5 separate regions of the Homo sapiens genome follow, and regions 1, 2, 3 and 4 are each linked to region 5. The links are chromatin loops, found by intact Hi-C in ENCODE. Cell type or tissue: heart left ventricle. All regions are shown on one strand. Region 1 has its middle 5.7 kb from the start of ELFN1. Region 2 has its middle 20 kb from the start of ELFN1. Region 3 overlaps MAD1L1 (mitotic arrest deficient 1 like 1). Region 4 has its middle 16 kb from the start of ELFN1-AS1. Region 5 overlaps PSMG3-AS1 (PSMG3 antisense RNA 1).

Region 1 (4,000 bases), 85 kb after region 5:
ATTTGTTTCCATAAAAATGAGAATCTTACTGGCAGTTTAGCTCTTTTTTTGTTTTTGAGACAGTCTTGCTCTGTTGCCCATGCTGGAGTGCAGTGGTGCGATCATAGCTCACTGCAACCTCCACTTCCTGGGCTCAAGTGATCCTCCTACCTCAGCCTCCTGAATAGCTGGGACCATAGGCACACACCACCACACCCAGCTAATTTTTTATTTTTTGTAGACAGGGTCTCACTATGTTGCCCAGGCAGGTCTTAAACTGGGCCGTTTTCTTCTGAACGAGGACGTTTTGTACATCAGAAGGACCTGCTAAGCCCTGGATCTAGCAACGGTGCCCAGGTGGGTGGGGGTGCACCCACCATCCCTAGCTCTGTCCTAGGTCCTGGCCCAGCTGACTCATCTCTGGAAAGACAGGCTGTCTGATGGACCGGGCCATCGCTGCTGCGTCTGGGCTGCTGCCGGGCAGTGGCAGCACCTCAGAAAGGAGGCCTGAGCGAGCACGTGTGTGTGGAGCGACTGTGCGTGAACGCATGTGCATATGCAGATGGGAACATGCTTAGTACAGCTGCCTTCAAGTTTGACCATCTGGATTCAAACCCTGGCTTGGCCATTTCCAGTTTATGGTGACCCTGGCCAAGGTACTTGATCTCTGGACCCCTCGATGTTACCCTCTGGGAACTGGAGATCTTCACAGCTGGTTCACTTCTAGGGTTGCTGTGAGGACTAAATGACTTCATGCCAGCCACCAGCCATTAGGAACCTCCATCACAGGAAGGATCGTCATAGTGCCACACCAGTGTGCGTGCCTGCGTGTGAGGGTTACACTGGGTGGGGCGGGGTGTGTGCGATTCGGGGGTGTGTGAAGCAGGATGCCTTTGCAACTCTCTGCACAACCACAGTGTGAGCTATGGGGTGGGGGGGGTTCCAGCCTTCCTGTCCCAGTGAGGCTGCGGCATCTTCCTGTGGGACACCGGCTTGCGGCGGGGAGCTGGGGTGGGTATCCACACGCATCTTCCCTGGATGTGCTGTAAGGTGTCTACACCACACAGGCTGCCTCTGGGTACCTCTGTCTGCTGGGGGAGGGGGATCAGGAGGAGATGAATGTCAGAGAGAAAGAGACCAAGACGGAGAAAGAAAAGGAGAGAGGAGAGGCGGAAAGGGAGAGGGGAGAAGAGGAGGAAGAGGAAGAGGGAAAGAGACAGAAAAGGAGGGTGGAGGGAGAGAGAGAGAGGAAGAGGGAGAGAGAGAACAAACATATTCTCTGACAGAGGCAAACAGAGGCGGGGAGAGAGAGCTCCAGAAGAGGCCAGAGACAGCCAGCCTTCCTCCCACCTCCTCTCTTCGGGTCTGTCCTGGGGTGGCCCATTCCCAGCCTGAGGGGGGACAGCAGCCCGAGGCCAGCCAGGCCCCGCGGGGGCCCTGCCTTCTCACGGGACAGGAGGGCATATTTCAGCATTGGAAGGCGCTGCAGAGGGAGTCAGTCAGGGCTGAAATTCCTCAGCGCCCTGGAAGGTCCGCGGGACAGCTCCCTTCTCCCAGCTTCCTCCAAGGAGCCAGGTCCGGGACTCTCCAGGCCCCTCGAGTAGGGGAGGGGGGAAGTGAGAGAAAGGGGCTGTGTGCGCACCTAGGCCACTGCGCGCTTCAGAGCAGCCGGGACCCTCCCTGAGGGACCAGGAAGAGACCCCCCCCAGGCCGGGCTCGGCCCGCTCTGTCTCCCTGTTCCCTGGAGGTCTGGGCGCCCCCGCGCAGGGACTAAGGGCTGGACAGCCGCAGGCAGGGGCTCCGTCCTTGGCCTCCACCCTTCGTGTCCAGCAATCCCGGGAGCAGGCGGCGGCACTTCCTCCATGCCCCGGCCTCAATCACGGTCTCAGTCCCCCCAACCCCGTCCTGCAGGAACAAGTGTGGTAGAGGCTCGGGGTCGGAGGGCGGGCGGCCGTCCCGCGGGCTGGACGGAGTTTCTGGGCTGCGGAGAGGCCGTTGGACCCACGTCCGGACAGGAGCCCCGCGCGCCCATCCCCGGCCCGGCCATCCTCGGGGCGCGCTGTCTGCGGCCTCCCGCGCCACCCCCACCCCTGTCCCGGGACCTCCTCCGGGAAAGACACCCGGGGAGCAGCCCCCTCCCCTCCAGTAGTCCCCTCCCCTCCCCTCTCCCTGCCCTCTTGACGGTGTGGGGCTCCCCGGCCGGAGGGGCGCGGCGCTGGCAGCGGGGTCCAGAGTGTCGCGCCCAGCGCGCGCTGGGGGTCCCGGGCTCCGCAGCTCCGCACGCGGCCGGTTTGTGAAGCGGCGCGCGGGGGCTTAGCCGGGCGAGGGCGCTCTTGAGCCTGGTTTGGAATTTTTAGCCCACACGAAAGCCGCAGGCTGGGGAAGGGGCGGGTGGGAGCGGGAGACGCCCTGGGAAGCCGTGAGACCGCTCGGCGAGGGCTCGGGACCACCAGGGAGCGACGGGGGACCCCTCGGCTCAGAGCCCGAGGGCGCGATTTCGGATCCGCTGGGATTCCGGAGGCACATGAAGGGAGAGGGAAATCCGCTAAACCGAACCTTCCGGGAATCGGAAGGCGCCGGGCCGCTCCCACGCCTCCCCCTCCTCCCGGCCGAAAGGCGGGGGGCGACGCGCAACGGGGAGGGAAGGGAGGGAGGGGTCGGCGACCTTAGGGGAGGGCGAGTCTCTGGGGACGCGGGGCCGCCAGGGGCCCGACGACCCTCTCGCTCCACCTCCCCGCCCCCAAGTGCCCCGCTCTCCCCCCGCCCCGCAAACGCGCGTCCTGCGGGCTGTGCTTTGGCCCTCGCGGACGCGCGCGCTCACAGAGGGTCTGACTTGGGGTCAACTTCCACGAGGTTGCCGGGCGCCTGTGAGCACAGCCGTGTCCCCACCCAGGGGCCCACCTCCCAGCGCCACCAGGGTCCCGACCCCCAGACCTTCGGACGCTTCTCTTCCAAACCGAAGCCTGGGAGCCTCTGGGTGGCCTGGGGCGGGGGCAGGGGGCGAGCGGGGCGGGCCAGGAGGAGGGGGCGAGGCCGCCACTCGGCTTCCCACGCCGCCCCCGCGGCTGGCTCCAACTTCCCCTCCGGAGCCCCCCTCCGGCCACCCCCCAGCCCACCGACGTGCGGGCAGCGACCCCGCCCCCCGCCCCTCCGGTCGCCCCCGCCGCGGCCCCCGCCCCCTCCCCATCCCTCCCCGCGCGCTCTCCCACATGAAACCTTCCATCACGCTCAGAAAGAATGTGCTACAACCTCGGCGCTGCCGCGGCCGCCACCACTGCGCCCGCGCCCGAGCCCGAGTCGGAGCCGGAGCCGCCGCTCCCCCGCCTGCCCGGCCAGCCCCGGGCTCCGAGCGCGCGGTCCCCGCCGCCGCCGCCCCGCGCTCGCCCCGCGCTTGACGCAGTGAGCGCCGCAGCCTGGCTCCCGCCGGCTCCGCTGGGCTCCGGGTCGCAGGCCGAGTCCAGCCGGGCGGGCTCCGGGAGGGGCCGGCAGGGCGGGAGGGGGAGGAGGGCTGTCTGGAGCCAGCGAGCCCGGAGGAGGAAGAGGAGGAGGAAGGAGGGGAAGCCGCCGCCGCCGCCGCCGCGCTCGGGGAACCGGGGTGCGCGCGCTCTGCTCGCCCGCGACAGTGCCTCCAGCCCGGGGCCCGCACCCCGGCCCAGGTAAGAAGGGGCCTGAGGGGCAGGGGGCTGTCCGGGGCCGGGGGACCCCTCTGTCGCCGCTGCGGGATCGGAGGGTCCCCGCCCCTAGGGGAGGCAGGGAAGAGGATGCTCTCTGGGGGGGGCGGCGGGGGGCAGCGCAGGGTCCCCAGCGGCTCTCGCAGCCCGGGCCACCCCATCCCTGGTGCCCTGACCTCGGCGTCCGCGCCAGGGCCGAGTCTCCCCGCCCGCGGGGCTCTGGATGCGGCGCTCGGGGCCCGCGGCTCCCGGGCGTCCCCATCCACCCACCCAGGTTCGGAGGCGGGCGCACCCGAAGTTAGCGGCCGCCGAGCCTGGGCCGGACAAACTTCCCTCCCCGACGCCGCGGC
Region 2 (4,000 bases), 71 kb after region 5:
TACGGGCAGGGCTGCCTTCTCCTGAATCCTCAGCCCGTGGCTTGCAGATGGCATCATCTCCCTGTGTCCTCACCGGGCTGTCCCTCTGTGCGTGTCTGTCCTGATCTCCTCTTCTTACAAGGACACCCGTCTGATTGGATTAGGACCCACCCGTATGACCTCATCTCGTCTTAGTCACGTCTTCAAAGGCCCCGTCTCCAAACACAGCCCCATTCTGAGGTCCTGGGGGTCCAGGCTTCAGCATTTGAGCTTCGGGGGCACCAAGCAGCCCGTAACACCCCCCTCTTCCTGGGAAGTCCTCTTCCTGGCACCTCCTGACCCTTCCCGAGTGACTCAGGGCAGACCCCTTCCGCTCCCAGCCTCCATGACCTGCAAGGATGGTGTGACGATGGGCCAGGATCATCAGGGTCATTTATCTGCCAGCTTGAAATGCTGCACTTATGGGAGCCTGCAGGTGACGGGAAGGGTGGAGAAGGGGCCGGGCCCCGCAGAATGTCTGCGGCATGGACGCTGGAGCCCAACGCCTGTGCCTGGCCCCCAGCTGTGCCACATACGGGCCATGTGACCATCAGCAAGTTATATGACCTCCCTGGATCTCACGTCCTCATTTGGCAAACAGGGATAGTCGTGATCCCTCCCTTAGGGCCGGTGCTTGGAAAGAATGAACGAACATGGGTAAGGTGTGCCTGGTGAGCGCTGTCTGGGCTGAAGGAGGAGTTTGAGAAGGCGGCTTTATGAAGGGAGGTGGCCGGGCGCGGTGGCTCACGCCTGTAATCCCAGCACTCTGGGAGGCCAAGGCGGGTGGACCACTCGAGGTCAGGAGTTCGAGACCATCCTGGCCAAAATGACGAAACCCTGTCTGTACTAAAAATACAAAAATTAGCCGGGCATGGTGGTGCATACCTATAATCCCAGCTATTCAGGAGGCTGAGGCATGAAACGTGGAGGTTGTAGTGAGCCGAGATCGCACCACTGCACTCCAGCCTGGGCGAGAGAGTGAGACCCCATCTCACACACAAAAAAAGGGGAGATTATTTGGGGTGGAGTGGGCCTCAAACCCTGGGGAAACATTTGTGCTAAGTTCCATGGGCAGCTTTGGGGATTTGCTCCACAAGGACTCCCGAGAGATCAGTGTCCGCAGGGTGACACCGGTGGCTGGGTGACCAGGAGAGGTAGAGGGGAGATGGGGCCTTTGCTGAGACCCTGTGGAGGTGATGAGGTTGGAGGAGAGGCCATGTGGAGGAGACCAGCTAAGAGCAAGGAGGGGACGGCCTCAGGGACCACACTGTCTGGTGCAGTGAGGGGCGCTCATCCCTCCCCGGCACACAGCCCGGTGAGTAAATTTTGGTGCACAAAGCCAGCAGCTGCCACAGCTGGGCAGTAGTGAGCTCCCTGGCGTTGGAGGAAATCAAGCACATCCTGATGCTCACTGAGTGGGGAGACTTGATGGGAGAAACAGGAAGACCAGCATCATGGAGGGGTGGATTTTATTCTTATCAAAAGCAGTGGGGGGAGTTTCGAGTCCTGGGAAGAAGCACTGGAGGAGATGGCTTTTGGAGTCCAGGGATGGATCCCCAGTAGCTGCCCCATTTTCTGCATGAATTCGTGCTTTCATGGAGGCCCAGGGGCCGGGCAGCACAAGTCAGGCTGTGGGCTCAGGGTCCACACACCAGCAACCCTGGAGGAAGTGATTTCTCTGGAGTCAGCTTCTGGTGGGATCTGAGGTTTGCAGCCGTCGATCTGGCCTCAGAGCTGAACCTCTGCCCTGCAGAGGCACCGAATGCCCACCGAGGGGCGGCTTTCAGGGCCAGCGTGCCCCGAGCCAGGCAGATGAGGCTGGTTAGGAATGGAGGCCACTGTCATTTACTGCCTCTGACCCTAGGGATCAGGCCAGAACCAGGGAGCTCCTGCCAAGGAGACGGACATGGAGGTGCCGGCTCCCCTCCCGGAGGAAGCCTGATCGATCCCCGCTGCCGCAGAGCCCTGCAGAGCTCCTACTTAGGCCTGGTTGTCCATCACGATGCGGGCTTGGAGCGAGTGGCCTTCCCATGGGAGACGCAGGGGAAGGCCCGCTGCAGGAGAAGGGGAACTGAAGTAGGGGCCGGGGCTGGGCCAGTCCACTTGGCAAGGACGTGGCTTGCAGGGGGTGCTGAGACCTTGGCCTTTTGCCAAAGCACCCCGCTCCCTGGAGCCACTTGCCCACCCCTCCCCCAGGCTGGTTCGGCCCCAGCCAGGTAGGTCCAAAGTCCTGTGCTGCCGGAGTGGAGTCTAATAAGCCCCTCCTGGCAAGGGGCTCACCACCAAGGCACCCCACGATGACGGCTCAGGAAGTGGGCCCACGGACAGGTGCCTGAAAAAGCCCAGGACCCCTAAGCTGAGGCTGAAGGACAGAGGCGTGGGAGAAGCCAGCCAAGGCTCGGGAGGGCACCCCAGGCGGAGGCACCAGCATGAGTCAAGGCCCGGAGGGGAGCGCTAGATACAGCCCTGGGTCCTCAGGCCGAGGATGGGGACTTTTTCTGAGAACATGAGGGTTTCCAGATTGGAATGTTGGAAGGCTGGGCTCCAGTCACAGCCTGAGGGAGGCTTGATTGGAGCAGGCAGGAATGGAGGCCCAGAGAATCTTGCACGGTGAAGCGGGCGGAGCCAGGCAGCTGCCACCCCAGGCACACACGGGCACACACCTCCTCCTCCCCCTCCCATGTTCTCTAGACCTGCCCCAGGCTTCTCCGAGCGGTGACCAGGCCCCTGGGGAGGGGCTGAAATCTGGAGGCGGGCATGGTGTTCCCAGAGAACATGGTGGGGTGGGGACTTACGCTCAGTGAACCCACGTTTCTAAATGCCAAATCTACTCTAAACTCCAAAGGGGGTTGGAGTTCTTGTCTCTGCAGAAGGGCAGATCAGGGAACTATTCAGGGGGAGGGGGGGCAGAACCTAGAGGCCAATTCATTGTCCAGGTTGAGTCAGGAACCCTGGGGTAGGCCCAGCTTTGGGAGGACAGAGGACCTTGGGGTGGCAGGAGAAGGGAGGGTCAAAAGTGCATCAAGGGGTAAGGCCAACCCATGTAGCCTCAGAGAACTGAGATGGGGACTCGGAACCTGAGGTCTGCCCCGAGCAGGAGGTCCTGGGCAACTGCAGTCTTGCCCTTGGGTGGGGGAGGCCCTGCCCAAAAGATGGGGTGGAGAGAGTGAGGGGAGCGCCCCCATCAGGGGTCGGACTTTTCCCTGAAACTTGACTCTCGATGCTTTTCTAAGTGATTAAAAGTCCCCCTAACCAACAATACCCATGTCAAACAACGCCTCCTCCAGGAAGCCACCCTGGGTTGCCTGGGATGGAGATCAGCTCCCTCTTGGTATTTGTGGCACCAGCTTGCTGTGGGGAATATTAGTGCCCAGGCTGGGTGATCTTAGGCAAAGGACTTGACATCTCTGAGCCTCAATACCACCTGACTGTCAAAGGACTAATAAAGTCAAGCTCCAGGGCTGGTGAAGGAACTGAGACGGGGATTATCATGAGCTAAACTGTGTCCCCCAAAGGACACGCTGATGTCCTATCCCCAGTATGTGACCTTATTTGGAGACATGGTCTTTACAGAGGTGATTAAGTTAAAATGTTCTGGGGTGGGCCCTGATCCAGTGTGCCTGGTGTTCTTATGAAGAGGGAACATTTCAGCCGGGTGTGGTGGCACATGCCTGTGGTCCCAGCTACTGAGGAGGCTGAGAGGCAGGAGGATCACTTGAGCCCAGGAGGTGGAGGCTGCAGTGAGCTGTGATCGCACCACTGCACTCCAGCCTGGATAACAGAGCAAGACCTTGTTCCTCCAACCTCCAATTTTTTTTTTTTTTTTTTTTTGAGGCAGAATCCCTCTGTCGCCCAGGCTGGACCGCAGTGTCATGATTTTGCCTCACTGCAACATCTGTCTCCCGGGTTCAAGCGATTCTTCTGCCTCAGCCTCCCGAGCAGCTGGGATTACAGGCACCTGCCACCGCACGCAGCTAATTTT
Region 3 (4,000 bases), 530 kb after region 5:
ACTCTCCACGCCATCCTCAGCATGAGACGCATCCTTGTCACTCCAGAGACAATGCCCAGAGATGGCGTCTTCTCCTACCCACTCCTAAAGCGGGCCTCTCCTCAGGTGTATAAGGCACACGGAGAAAACAGGTTCGGCAGAGGTGGCACTGTCCCCTCTCAGGACATCAGCTCCACAACTCAGAGGAGGCAGCCTCCGTGATGCTGCCAACACCTGGGTCAGCGCTGGGTCAGGCCTGGCCACGCTGCCTGCCTGCTGGAGACGCGCGTCCTCTCCCACCTCAGGGCCCCTGCGCTTGCTGCTGCCTCTGCCTGGAACGGGCTCTCTCCCCTGCCCCTGCACCCTACAAAGGGGCAGCTCCGACCACGCTTCAGCTCTCAGCCCACATGGTGTGTCCAGAGGGAGGCCGTCCATCCGGCCACGCTGAGGGCCGGGTCGCAGCCCAAGCCATGGCTGCCCCGACGGGCCCTGCACACACAGTCATACCTGCGCTCCTGCACTCAGTGAAGGCCTGGGCCTGCCTGCCCCGCCGCTCAGTAGACGGCACATGGGACATCGCCATGCCTAGTGATGACGTTTCTGTTTGGAAGAAGTGGGTGAGCACCTGAGAGGACAGAGGGTGAGGCGATACAGCAGTGCAGCAGATCTCACCCGCCCCCGAGGCCACTGCACAGCGGCGGGGCTCTCGACCACCGTGCTCTTTGTTGGGCGGGGCAACCGCAGATGGGCCAGCACTGGGGCAAAGCCCACCACCAGGCAGCCCTGGGAGCCCCTGCGAAGGCCTCTCAGGAGCCGGGCAGCACAGCCAGAACACTGAGACTCGATCCCACAGGGGAGAAGGAGGGAGCGGCCACGAGGAGGAGCCAGGGAGGCGGCTACTCAGAGGGCAGGTGCTGTCCTCCTCCCTGCCCAGATCCCAGCAGTGTGGCATAAGCAGACCCCCTGAACCACTGTGCACGGAGTCCCTCCGCATCCCCAGGCAGAGGGACAGTCTCACAGGTGGTGTCCGGACTCTGGAGATGGGGTGGGAAAAGGCAAGGAATGCGGGGAGACCACCAGTTCTGATGCCACGCCATACAACACTCCACCCCGCTGGACGTCGGAGAAAGAGGCCCCCAGACACATGGCAGAGAATCAAATATGCAGCCGGTGTCTGGAAATCATTCAATGAAGGTAAGGAGTGTGCTCCTCAGCAGCCTGCCTTGAGCAAAAGCATCTCGTGGCAGATAAGTAATGATCAGAGCTCTCCGGGCCAACTGCACAACAGGCCATATCTGTTATTAAAGGCATGCTGCTTTGATGACCAGAAACCTGGATTAGAACCACGGCAGGCTGGGCCTCCATTTGGGGAACCAGGACAAAGGCAGAGCAGATAGCGGCAAACTCCTCCACAGAGGCAAGCCCGGAGTCCCCTGTGCACTGGCGGAGGCTGCTCAGCCCGAGTGGCACTGCACAGGCTCCTGAAGGCAGATGAGGCCCCGGAGAGAAAACACAGGAAGACAGCCCCCACAGCCCCGCCCCTCCGCGAAGGAGAGCCGTCACGGCGGCGCAATAGCAGGCCAAGGGGGACGCAGTCTGGCATGTGGAGGCGGCCTGTTGCGTCAGATCCCTGACCCGCATGTCAAACACGCTGGTGCCTACAGGGGGCGGCTGCGGCACCTGGACACTCGGAACACGCGCTCTGCCACCAGAGACAGGCTGGGCTCAAATGAGAAGGAATGAAATGCCAGCAACTACAGATCTTCCACGAAAGCTCCCCTTAAGCCAGCTCTTCGGTTTAAATGAATTTACTCCTCGTTAAATTCTTAACCTGAAAACATAACTGTTTTATACTTACATGCCTCATTGTGACATCCCTAACGCCTTTGAAAACATAACTGTTTTATACTTACATGCCTCATTGTGACATCCCTAACGCCTTTGCCATGAAAGACCTCACTGCCAAATCCCACTTTAATTATCTGAGCACAGGTCACATAAATCACTGCAGCTCCCACGCCAGGCCGTGCACAGCCATGTGGGCTCAGCCTGCAGCTGCCTCTCCTTCCAACGTGCAATGCAGGGTAGGTCCCCCCGCAAGCCCTGGGGACTCTTTCCGGAGCTCAGGGAAGGAAACCGCTCACCTCCTAAATGTTAAAACACGAAGGGAACTACGCACAGCCCGCCTGGAGATGGGATTCCTGGCACAGCCTGAGGGCTGACCCACCCAGTCAGAGCCCGGCTTCCCCAGGGGCCGGACACCGCAGTGAGGGGCTGTTCTGAAAAGAGGTCTGCCGGGAAGAAACTGGCTGTGCCTCTGCAGCCCGGGAGAGCCTCACTCTCTGAGGCCACAAACACCGCACCGTCCTGCTTGGGGATATTCCAGTGAGCAGAAAGGGAAGGTCTCTGCCGACAAGGGGTTGGTTACTAACAAAGGGCACTAACACACGAGCTGGCTTCAGGTGGTCACAGCCTGAAAGGCAACAAAGCCAGCAGCGAGGTGGAGTGAGGGGGCCCAGCTAAGAGCAGGGGAGGAAGGCCACTCAGGGCAGAACAGGCCGCAGAAACCGCAGTGCCCTACGGGGCGGTCTCTGCTGGCCTGGCAGCAGCAGGCAGAGCAAAGCGTGGGCTCCACGGGAGGGTGGGCGGGCACAGCCTGCGCTGGGGCAAGGCAGGGAGCGTGGATCATCACCCGAGGCATTCATAAAGGACAACCCAAATGTCTGCTTTGTGGCTGCTCCTACACTGCCCTGAAGCCAGGAAGTAACGAGGCCAGGAAGCCCTGGGACCAGCCATGCAGCCTTGCCAAGGCCAGCCACGCACTGTGAAGGTTCTGAGGGAAAATGGGGCCTCTCTCACCACAGCCCTGCTTTACCTGGTGGCCTCGGCCTGTCTCCTCACCCCCGCACGGTCCAGTAAGAGACCACCTTCCAGATGAGACCAGAAAGTCCAGGCACGTGAGACGCCCAGCCAAAACCCCAGTACCACCAGCTCCAGCTCTCTCCTCCTCAACGCTCCTCACCCACCCCGCTCCCCAGCTCCAGGGTAGGGCAGCAGGAAAGGCCCCCATCGTCACAGATGCCACCTAGCAACACCTTCTGGAGCACAGTCCCAGAGCCCTATCCAGCTGCGGCCCCACAACCAAAGGGCACCAACACCTCAGCCCTGCCCCTGCCCCTGCCCCACATATGGCCCCGCCCCTGCCCCACACATGGCCCCGCCCCTCCATTCTGCCCAGCACGAAGCCCCACCCCCCAGACCTATCTATCACACACAGCGCCAGCCATCACACAGCCCCGCCCCTCCACCCTGCCCAGCACACAGTCCCGCCTCCCACCCCCAGCACAGGGCCCTTGCCCCATTACGCCTAGGCTAGGAATTGGGCCCTTAGTGCTGGCACATCGGCAGCACCCCTCCACTGCGTCGGTGCCTTGCGTGAAAGGTGCGAGCACGGCAGGCCGCTTCTCTATCGGATCCACATGTCCATCCCTGGAGACGGCCATGGTCACTCACACTCCCCACTTCCCAGGCCCGGCCCCACCCTGCCCTTCCTTCTCTATCGGATATACATGCCCATCCCTGGAGACGGCCATGGTCACTCACTCTCCCCCTTTCCCAGGCCCGGCCCCACCCTGCCCTTCCCACATGCGCTCCTGGAAACCTGTGCCAAGCCAGCAGGCTCTCCGAGGCTCCCTCTCCAACCCTGCCTAACACCAAGGAGGACACGTGAGCTCCACTCTCCCAGGGGTGGGGGGAGAAGGCAGGCCAGGGGCACAAATCCCTCCTAGGAGACCGCCTCCCTCCTCTCCAGCCCACCAGACCCAGGCTAGCATAGCCCGTCACACTCTCGGCCCATCCCGCAAAAGACGCCTGCAGCTGCACTGGAACGTGTTGTCCCGCATGGGCTGTAGGGCCTCCACGAAACCTGAGAGAGGAAAGTCACCATTCAGTCCCTTCTGCAGGGCTGCCCCTCCCCAGCTGTCATGAGTCCATGCTGCAGCCGGCTCTCTCAGCTGGGAGC
Region 4 (4,000 bases), 180 kb after region 5:
AGTGGAGATGGGGTTTCACCATGTTGGTCAGGCTGGTCTTGAACTCCTGACCTCAGGTGGTCCACCCGCCTTGGCCTCCGAAAGTGCTGGGTTTACAGGTGTGAGCCACCGCATCCGGCCACAGGTGAGTGCTTTCTTTGCTTGTTTCTATCTTGGTAAAAGGAGCTCAGGGTAAACAGGTAGCATCTACCACGTAATCAAACCCAGGTTCACCTGCTTGCTGTTATTATAGGAGGCAAAACTTGGGAGACGGGTGCTGGTGGGAGGAAAAGCAGGCGTATTCGGAGGGCCAGCCGACCGGAAGGACGGTGGACTAGCGCCCTAAACACCATCTTTAGTCAGCACAAGTTTCAGCCTTGGTTTATGTTACATGTGGGGGAGGGTGGTTGGGACCAAGAGGTGACTGATGACCACAGACATCTGGGAGCCAGGGAGGGTCCAAGGATGCTGGACACTTCTTAGTCCTTGACCAGGTCACAGTGCTCCTGTAAATCTTTAACAAAACCTAGTTATCTGTTTATACAGCTCCCTTTAATCCCAGAGTTAGTTTTAAAAGTCACATGATTGCTGTTTTTGCATTTTTGCCTCAGTGCTCTAAAACTATCCTAGCCTAGGTGCAGAAGGAAAAGTCCCCTTAGAAAACATGGAGTCAGTTGGCTGTTTCGCTGTTGCAATCGTTTTAAATGTAGTGGGACGTTTAAAATAGAGACACAGAGACGGTGTTTTGTTATGTTGCCCAGGCTGGTCTTGAACTCCTGGACTCAAGTGATCCGCCCGCCTTGATATCCCAAAGTACTGGGATTACAGGTGTGAGCTGCCTCGCCCAGCCAGTATGTGAAATAATAATAACTTTTATTGATTTTTTTCTTATCTCAAAAGTAATCCTTTTGCTTGTGTCCCCTGGTGGAAGTCTCTTGCCTCTGGGAGCCAGGATCCTGGGAGCCGCGGAGCCTAAAGTTGTGGGATGGAAAGCAGACATTCCCCAGGTGGGTCACCAGTGGTGACGGACCGTGGGGTCACCCCCGCCTCCTCCCGTCTGGCTCTCGGGAACCTGTCTTCTATTCATTGGGGAAACAGCCCTGTATAAATAGCACCACCGTGTCAACGTGTAAGCCACATGCCGAAGGACGTGTCCCTGTCTTCACAGCGTCATCTCCAAGCAGGTCCCCTTGCTGTCATTACAATTCCACCCACCACTCTATCCAGCTGGCAGTTTTGGGGTGCTGTACTGTGTGGTGGGATCAGAGAATCCCGGGGTCCTGTGCTTACCGACTCACCTTCTCCTCCATAAAGCGGGTCCCTTAAGCCAGAGTGAGGTTAGGTGGGTCCTCGTGCCAGCGCATGAGACACTCCATGGGCCTTGGGGTTGGTCCTGGCTGAATCCCAGGTAGCACGAGTCCAGGCCGGAAGGAGTCCACTGAAATCCACTTGCCACCACCACCAAGAGACGGCCTCATAGCGAGGTTCAGACATTTGGCAGTGGCAGAAGCTAGATGAACCCTGGTGAGGGGAAGTTCTTGCTATTGGGCCCTGCAGAACCTCCCTCCCTGCTACCATGGCTGTGCCAAATAAGAGCCACCGCACCAGCACTGAGTGGTCAAGGGCGATGCTGGGGTGGCCAAGGGTGGAGACTGGGATGGCCGAGGATGGAGGCTGCTGGCTGAGGATAGAAACTGGGGTGGCCAAGGATGGAGGCTGGCTGGCTGAGGATGGAGGCTGGGCTGAGGGTGGAGGCTGGCTGGCTGAGGATGGAGGCTGGGCTGAGGGTGGAGGCTGGCTGGCTGAGGGTGGAGGCTAGCTGGCTGAGGGTGGAGACTAGCTGGCTGAGGGTGGAGGCTGGGGTGGCTGAGGGTGGAGGCTGGCTGGCTGAGGGTGGAGGCTGGCTGGCTGAGGGTGGAGGCTGGGGTGGCTGAGGGTGGAGACTGGCTGGCTGAGGGTGGAGGCTGGCTGGTGTCCCGGCATGAGCCATCCTTTCCACCTGGTTTCTCAGAGCCTCGTCTGCCGTGGGCTCCCTCTGGTGGGTGCCACAGTGAGCTGCAAAGATTCTCGTACTTTGCGCCCACTCCTGCAGGTCCCCCATGTCTCTTCCAAAATTATTTGTCCCCAGTATTCCAATCTTGCTCCTTCCGCCTCCCCAGCCCAGCAGCCACGCCATTTGCCGCTGCTCATGAGTCCGTGTGGATCCCTACCCTGCGTCCCTTCTCTCTGCACAGGGGAGCGTGGCCTGGTGGGCTGCGTGCTCTCAGCTCCCACAAGCCCAGCCTTCTGTCTCTCATCAGCCCATCTTTGAACCCACAGGCGTGAGCTGATACAGAGCCATGGGAGAAACAATCAGGAGACGCTGGCGTCCGGGCCATCCTTCTGTGTAGCTGGCCAAGCCCAGTCCTGCTGATGGGCCAGTGTGTGCCCGTGGCTTGTTGGGTTTCTCAGCCCCTGGCTCAGGGCCGGCAGCCTGCAGGCGGCACGGTCACTGGACACCCCGTGGTTAGTTGCCCGGCCAGGACCAGGCCCCCCAGCACGCCAGGAGCTGCTGTTTTGGAATTGGATGTGGTTCCCCGCTGCGGCGTGGCCCTGCTCGGGGACTCCGGTCTTGCCCTGTGCTACGGAACTGCACTGTGCCTGGCCTGACATCCTACCCAGCACACTCACCCACCGCGGGTGCCTGGAGCGCCACGGGATCTGCCGGCCAAACGGCCCAAGTGGCAGGATTCCTTGGACCTGAGCCTCGAGCTGTGGCAGAGTCCTTGCATCAAGGCGCCACTTGAACCTGGCATTTTCCATGCCTGTTGATGAGTGTGGCAGAGCCGTTTTACCTAACGCAGAATAATCTGCTCCTGCATCTAACACAGCCTACGGAGCCCGGTGCTCCTGTCTTCGTGGTAGAAGGTACTAGGCACCGTCGCTTGTCTTTTACCTTTCAGGAAACATCCCAGCCTGCCAAAGACTGTTACCAGGGGCCCCCTGGCCACCTGCCGAGTGGGTGGGGGCAGTATCAAGAGGTCATCCTTCAGGTCTGCAGGGCCACGTCTGGTACTAACTGTTTTAGGCTGAGCTTGCTCGAGGCAGAGCCTGAGACAGGAATTCTTTGCAAGTGATTAGGGGGTTCTCTCAGGAGGAAGAGGAGAGTTGTTTGTTTTTGTTTTTGAGACGAGTTTCGCTCTTGTTGCCCAGGCTGGAGTGCAGTGGTGCGATCTCGGCTTGCTGCAACCTCTGCCTCCCAAGTTCAAGTGATTCTCCTGCCACAGCCTCCTGAGTAGTTGATGACAGGCACCTGCCACCATGCCCAGCTAATTTTTGTATTTTTAGCAGAGATGGGGTTTCATCATGTTGGCCAGGCTGGTCTCGAACTCCTGACCTCAGGTGATCCTCCCGCCTCGGCCCCCCAAAGTGCTGCGATTACAGGCGTGAGCCACCACGCCCGGCCGGAAGAGGAGATTTGAACACGGACCACAGAGGGCCGGTGTTGTGAGGCTCCAGGGAGGAGACGGCCATCCACAAGCCAAAGAGAGAGGCCTCAGGAGGAATCAGCCTTGCCACACCTTGACCGAGGACTTCCGGCCTCCAGAGCTGTGAGCAATAAATGTCAGTGGTTTAAATCGGCCAGCCTGGGGTGTTCGTTATGGCAGCCCTCGCAGACCAGCACGGCCAGGACGCTGCCAGTTCCCGGCTCCACCTGCCCTTCCTCTGACAGGGAAGGAGAGTGGAGAAGTTGAGCTGCTTGGATGCCCTATGCCCTATGAGGCCTCTGCCTGATCCCACAGAGGACTCTGCAACACAGAAGGAATCACAGAATCTGCCCTGCCCTGGGTCCGTCAGGAACTTACTGCAGGCAACCAGGGGTGGGGACCGAACTTCCTGATACATCATTGCATTAGGGTGGGCAGCTCCAGGGGCTAAGTCTCCAGGGAGGGCTGCAGGGCCGCCACCTGCAGCTATGGGACCTGGGGGGCCAGACAGGCAGACAGACCCCACCCACCAAAAAGTCACACCGAGGGCCGGG
Region 5 (4,000 bases):
CCATGCATTCAGTCATCTATCCATCCATTCACCCATCTATCCATCCACCCACCCATCCATCCACTCATCCATCCACCCATCCATCCATCCACCCACCCATCCACTCATCCATCCATCCACCCACCCATCCATCCATTCAGTCATCTATCCATCCATTCACCCATCTATCCATCCACCCACCCATCCATCCACTCATCCATCCACCCATCCATCCATCCACCCACCCATCCATCTGCTCACCCGTCCATCCATCCATCCATCCATCTACCCACCCATCCATCCATTCATCCACCCATCCATCCACTCATCCATCCATCCACCTACCCATCTGTCCACTCATCCATCCGTCCACCCACCCATCCATCCACCCACCCATCTGTCTGCTCATCCATCCACCCACCCATCCATCCACTCATCCATCCATCCACTTATCCACCCACCCGTCCATCTGCTTATCCATCCATCCATCCATCCACCCGTCCATTCATCCATCCACTCACCCATGCATTCACTCATCTATCCATCCATTCACCCATCTATCCATCCACCCACCCATCCATCCATTCATCCATCCATCCACCCACCCACCCATCCATCCATCCACCCACCCATCCATCCACTCATCCATCCATCCATCCACTCATCCACCCACCCATCCATCTGCTCATCCATCCATCCATCCACCCGTCCATTCATCCATCCACTCACCCATGCATTCACTCATCTATCCATCCATTCACCCATCTATCCATCCACCCACCCATCCATCCGCTCATCCATCCATCCATCCACCCGTCAATTCATCCATCCATCCACTCACCCATCCATCCGCTCATCCATTCATGTATTCACTCATCCACTCATTCATCCATCCGATCATCCATTCATGTATTCACTCATCCACTCATTCATCCATTTACTCACCCATGCATTCACTCATCCATCCATCCACCCACACATCCATCCATTCATCCATCCATCCACTCACCCATCCATCCATTCATCCATCCATCCATCCGTAAGAGAAGTGTTTGCTTGGTCATTCACTCGATGAGCATTTTCTGCTGGAAGCTGATCCAAGGCCCCCTGCTACCACCCCCATGAAGATATAAGACAGACAATAAACAAATGCCTGCAGGTCAAGGCAGAGCCAGGAAAAGCAGAAATGACCCTACTGCCAACAAGTAGAACAGGAAGTAATTTCAAAGAGATTTGAAAGGAAGGAGAAAATGCTCCCCTACGAAGACAGCTGAAAAAAAGAATGAGATGGGCCCGTAAGCAAAGACCTCCTGGAAATACAGGACCTCCTGCCTGGTGGAGAAGGCCAGCAGTGATGCCGTGTCACCAAGGTCGACTGGGGTGGTGGGGCAGAATTAGGTGGGACTTCCAGCTTTCAACATCCACACATATTCTATATGAATTTTTTATAGTTGACATTTTTGTTGTTTTTTGTTTTGTTTTCCACAGGGTCTTGCTCCGTCGCCCAGTCTGGAGTGCAGTGGCAAGATCTCTGCTCAGTGCAGCCTTGAACTCTCAGGCTCAAGAAATCTTCCCGCCTCAGCCTCCCAAAGTGCTGGGATTACAGGTGTGAGCCACTGTGCCCGGCTATAGCTAACATTTTATTTTTACAACCAAAAAAGAAATAAAAAGGGAAAATAAGGAAAAATACTTGCAGTAGTTGTAGCCAGGGAGGTTAGCGTTGGACAGACACACCTGTGAGCCACAGGTGCACCCCAGGAGGGGATTTGAGCGGGGTCCTGGCAGGAATGAGGGCAGGAAGGAGGAGCGACTGGACTGTCTCCAGCCACTGGGAAGCCGCGTCAGGAGGGCATGTTTCCAGTGAACGCCTCTGGGGGGCAGCAGAGGCCACAGAACGCTCCTGTGCAGCGCTGGGGCTGGGCTGGGGCTGGGTCCAGAGTTGGGGAGGGAGGGAGGTGTCTTATTCTCCTCACTCTCTGGTTGGGGGAGGGAGGTCCTCCTCCTCCTCTCCGAAATTATGCATCTTCCTAGGAGGCCAGGAGCCAGTTCATCCCTCTGTCTCTCTCTGTCTCTTTCTCTCTGTCTCTGTCTCTCTCAGCCTGTTTCTCTTTGTCTGACGGTCTCTCTCTGTCTGTTTCTGTCTGTCTGGGTCTTTCTCTTCTCTTTCTCTGCCTACCTCTCTGTCTGTCTGTCTGTGTGCCACTCTCTGTCTCTTTCCTCTCTCTTGGTCTCTTTTTCTTTGTCCGTCTGCCTGTCTGTCTCCATGTGTCTATTTGTCTGTCTGTCTCTGCATCTCTGTCTATGTCTGTCTCTGTCTCTCTTTCTCTTGGTCTGTCTGTCTGTCTCTGTCTCTCTCATTTCTGTCTCTCTTGGTCTGTCTGTCTGTCTCTGCATCTCTGTCTGTGTCTGTCTCTCTCTCTTTCTCCATCTGTCTGTCTGCCTGTCTCCTTCTGTCTCCCATGGCCTGCCTGTCTCTGTCTCTCTGTCTGTCTCTGTCTCTCTGGTTTCTATCTCTCTTGGTCTGTCTCTTTCTCTGCCAGCGTGCCTGTCTGTGTGTGTCTCTCTGTCTCTTTCTCTCACGGTCTGTCTCTGTTGGTTTCTCCGTTTGTCTGTCTACCTATTTCTTTCTGTCTCCTTTGGTCTGTCTGCTGTGCATCTGTCTCTGTCTCTGTCTCCTTTTCTCTCTCTCTCTCTCTGTCTTTCTCTTATCTGGGTCCCTCTCTCCCCATCCAGTCAGCTAATGACAAAGCACTTTGTCTTTGGAAGGTGTTGGCATCTGTAATTGACGTCACAGGCACCTGCTGAGCCTGACCCCGTGCTGGCTCTGCAGAGGTAGCCAGGACACAGGCCCAGCCCGCAGTCCTCTGGGGAGACGGGCCAGGCGCACGCAGGTAGAGGATTATAAATCAGACAAGGACATGACTGTTCAGAATCGGGCCCGGGGAGACAGAAGCTGGAATAGACTGTCAAGGCCATAACAGAAGCGCAGGGCCTGTGTGTGCCGGTGCCGGGTCCTCTGCAGTTGCTGTTATTGGGCCTCAGCCTCAGCTCTGACCTTCCTGGTAGCCCTAGAGAAAAGGGAAACGAGACCGGGCAGCCAGGTTCCTGACTCCCTGTCCTGGGCAAGGAGCCTCCCGGCTGCTCCGCGAAAGCGCCGTGTTCTGAGCTGCTCACAGCCCTGCGGCTCTCTCTGGGGCTTTCTGAGGGTCTCTCTGGTGTCAGGGCAGTGCATGGGCACTCTGTCCAGCACATGTGTGGCAGGCTCACGCTCTTCTCCTGGGACATAGCTCCAAAGGACAGGGCGTTAGGATGGGAGGTGGCCCAGGGACCCCGCCTCCCCCAGGGCCAGGTCTGGGGGCTCCTGGCTGGGATGGTGTTTTATTTTCTTCTATTTTTAACTTAAAAAATGACGATATAAGCACTGCATGTGGTGGCTCACACTTGGAATCTCAACACTTGGGGAGGCCAAGGTAGACAAATTGCTTGAGCCTAGGAGATCAATACCAGCCTGGGCAACATTGCAAGACCCTGTCTCTACAAAAAATTTAAAAATTAGCCTGGTGTGGTGTCATGCTCCTGTGGTCCCAGCTACTAGGGAGGCTGAGGCATGAGAATCGCTTGGGCCCAGGAGGTTGAGGCTGCAGCGAGCTATGATTGCACCGCTGCACCCCAGCCTGGGTGACAGAGCCAGACAGACTGTGTCTCTTAAAAAAAAAAAAAAGTTTTACTTTGCATACAGTAAAATGCACTCCTTTCGTGTTTTGTTCTGTGAGTTTTGACAAATGCAGACCATCTTACAGCCATAACCATGACTGAGACCAGCCTGGCTAACACAGTGAAACCTCATCTCTACTAAAATACAAAAATTAGCTGGGCATAGTGGCGGGCACCTGTAATCCCAGCTACTCGGGAGGCTGAGTCAGGAGAATCGCTTGAACCTGGGAGGCGGAGGTTGCAGTGAGCCAAGATTGCACCACCGCACTCCAGCCTGGGCGACAGAGCGAGACTCTGATGCAAAACA

Evidence for each region. Peaks named below come from ENCODE experiments on the same cell type or tissue, not always from the same donor. Only the 100,000 strongest peaks of a DNase experiment are listed, where the experiment ranks them.
Region 1: it touches region 5 in a loop (2.6-fold over the local background); 6 of 110 quality-filtered maps call a loop at or near these places.
Region 2: a loop joins it to region 5, with 2.3 times the contacts of the local background. A loop is called at or near these places in 9 of 110 quality-filtered maps.
Region 3: a loop joins it to region 5, with 2.0 times the contacts of the local background. A loop is called at or near these places in 5 of 110 quality-filtered maps.
Region 4: a loop joins it to region 5, with 7 times the contacts of the local background. A loop is called at or near these places in 35 of 110 quality-filtered maps.

Annotation. Positions count from the first base shown.
Region 1 is chr7:1,662,536-1,666,535 of GRCh38, forward strand. It overlaps a transcript of ELFN1 not described here. Among named protein-coding and RNA genes, the nearest start is that of ELFN1, 5.7 kb to the right of the region's middle. In heart left ventricle, CTCF peaks have their summits at 2,300 and 2,499; DNase peaks (open chromatin) are centred at 2,366, 2,816, 3,516, 3,996 and 2 weaker places; H3K4me3 peaks cover 2,428 bases; H3K27ac peaks cover 1,817 bases; H3K27me3 peaks cover 1,479 bases.
Region 2 is chr7:1,648,731-1,652,730 of GRCh38, forward strand. No RefSeq gene overlaps it. Among named protein-coding and RNA genes, the nearest start is that of ELFN1, 20 kb to the right of the region's middle. RefSeq lists an enhancer at 419-926. In heart left ventricle, no CTCF peak of the experiment used is centred here; a DNase peak (open chromatin) is centred at 2,051; H3K27ac peaks cover 189 bases.
Region 3 is chr7:2,102,828-2,106,827 of GRCh38, forward strand. All of the region lies in intron 11 of MAD1L1 (mitotic arrest deficient 1 like 1), which reads right to left. Among named protein-coding and RNA genes, the nearest start is that of SNORA114, 16 kb to the left of the region's middle. RefSeq lists enhancers at 561-1,227, 1,447-1,741, 2,561-3,228. In heart left ventricle, a CTCF peak has its summit at 1,626 (motif pointing right); a DNase peak (open chromatin) is centred at 1,584; H3K4me3 peaks cover 487 bases; H3K27ac peaks cover 240 bases.
Region 4 is chr7:1,756,739-1,760,738 of GRCh38, forward strand. No RefSeq gene overlaps it. Among named protein-coding and RNA genes, the nearest start is that of ELFN1-AS1, 16 kb to the left of the region's middle. In heart left ventricle, a CTCF peak has its summit at 2,021 (motif pointing left); a DNase peak (open chromatin) is centred at 2,668; H3K27ac peaks cover 542 bases.
Region 5 is chr7:1,577,820-1,581,819 of GRCh38, forward strand. The region is part of intron 3 of PSMG3-AS1 (PSMG3 antisense RNA 1); the gene reads left to right. Among named protein-coding and RNA genes, the nearest start is that of PSMG3-AS1, 9.7 kb to the left of the region's middle. In heart left ventricle, CTCF peaks have their summits at 1,842 (motif pointing right) and 2,042; a DNase peak (open chromatin) is centred at 1,862.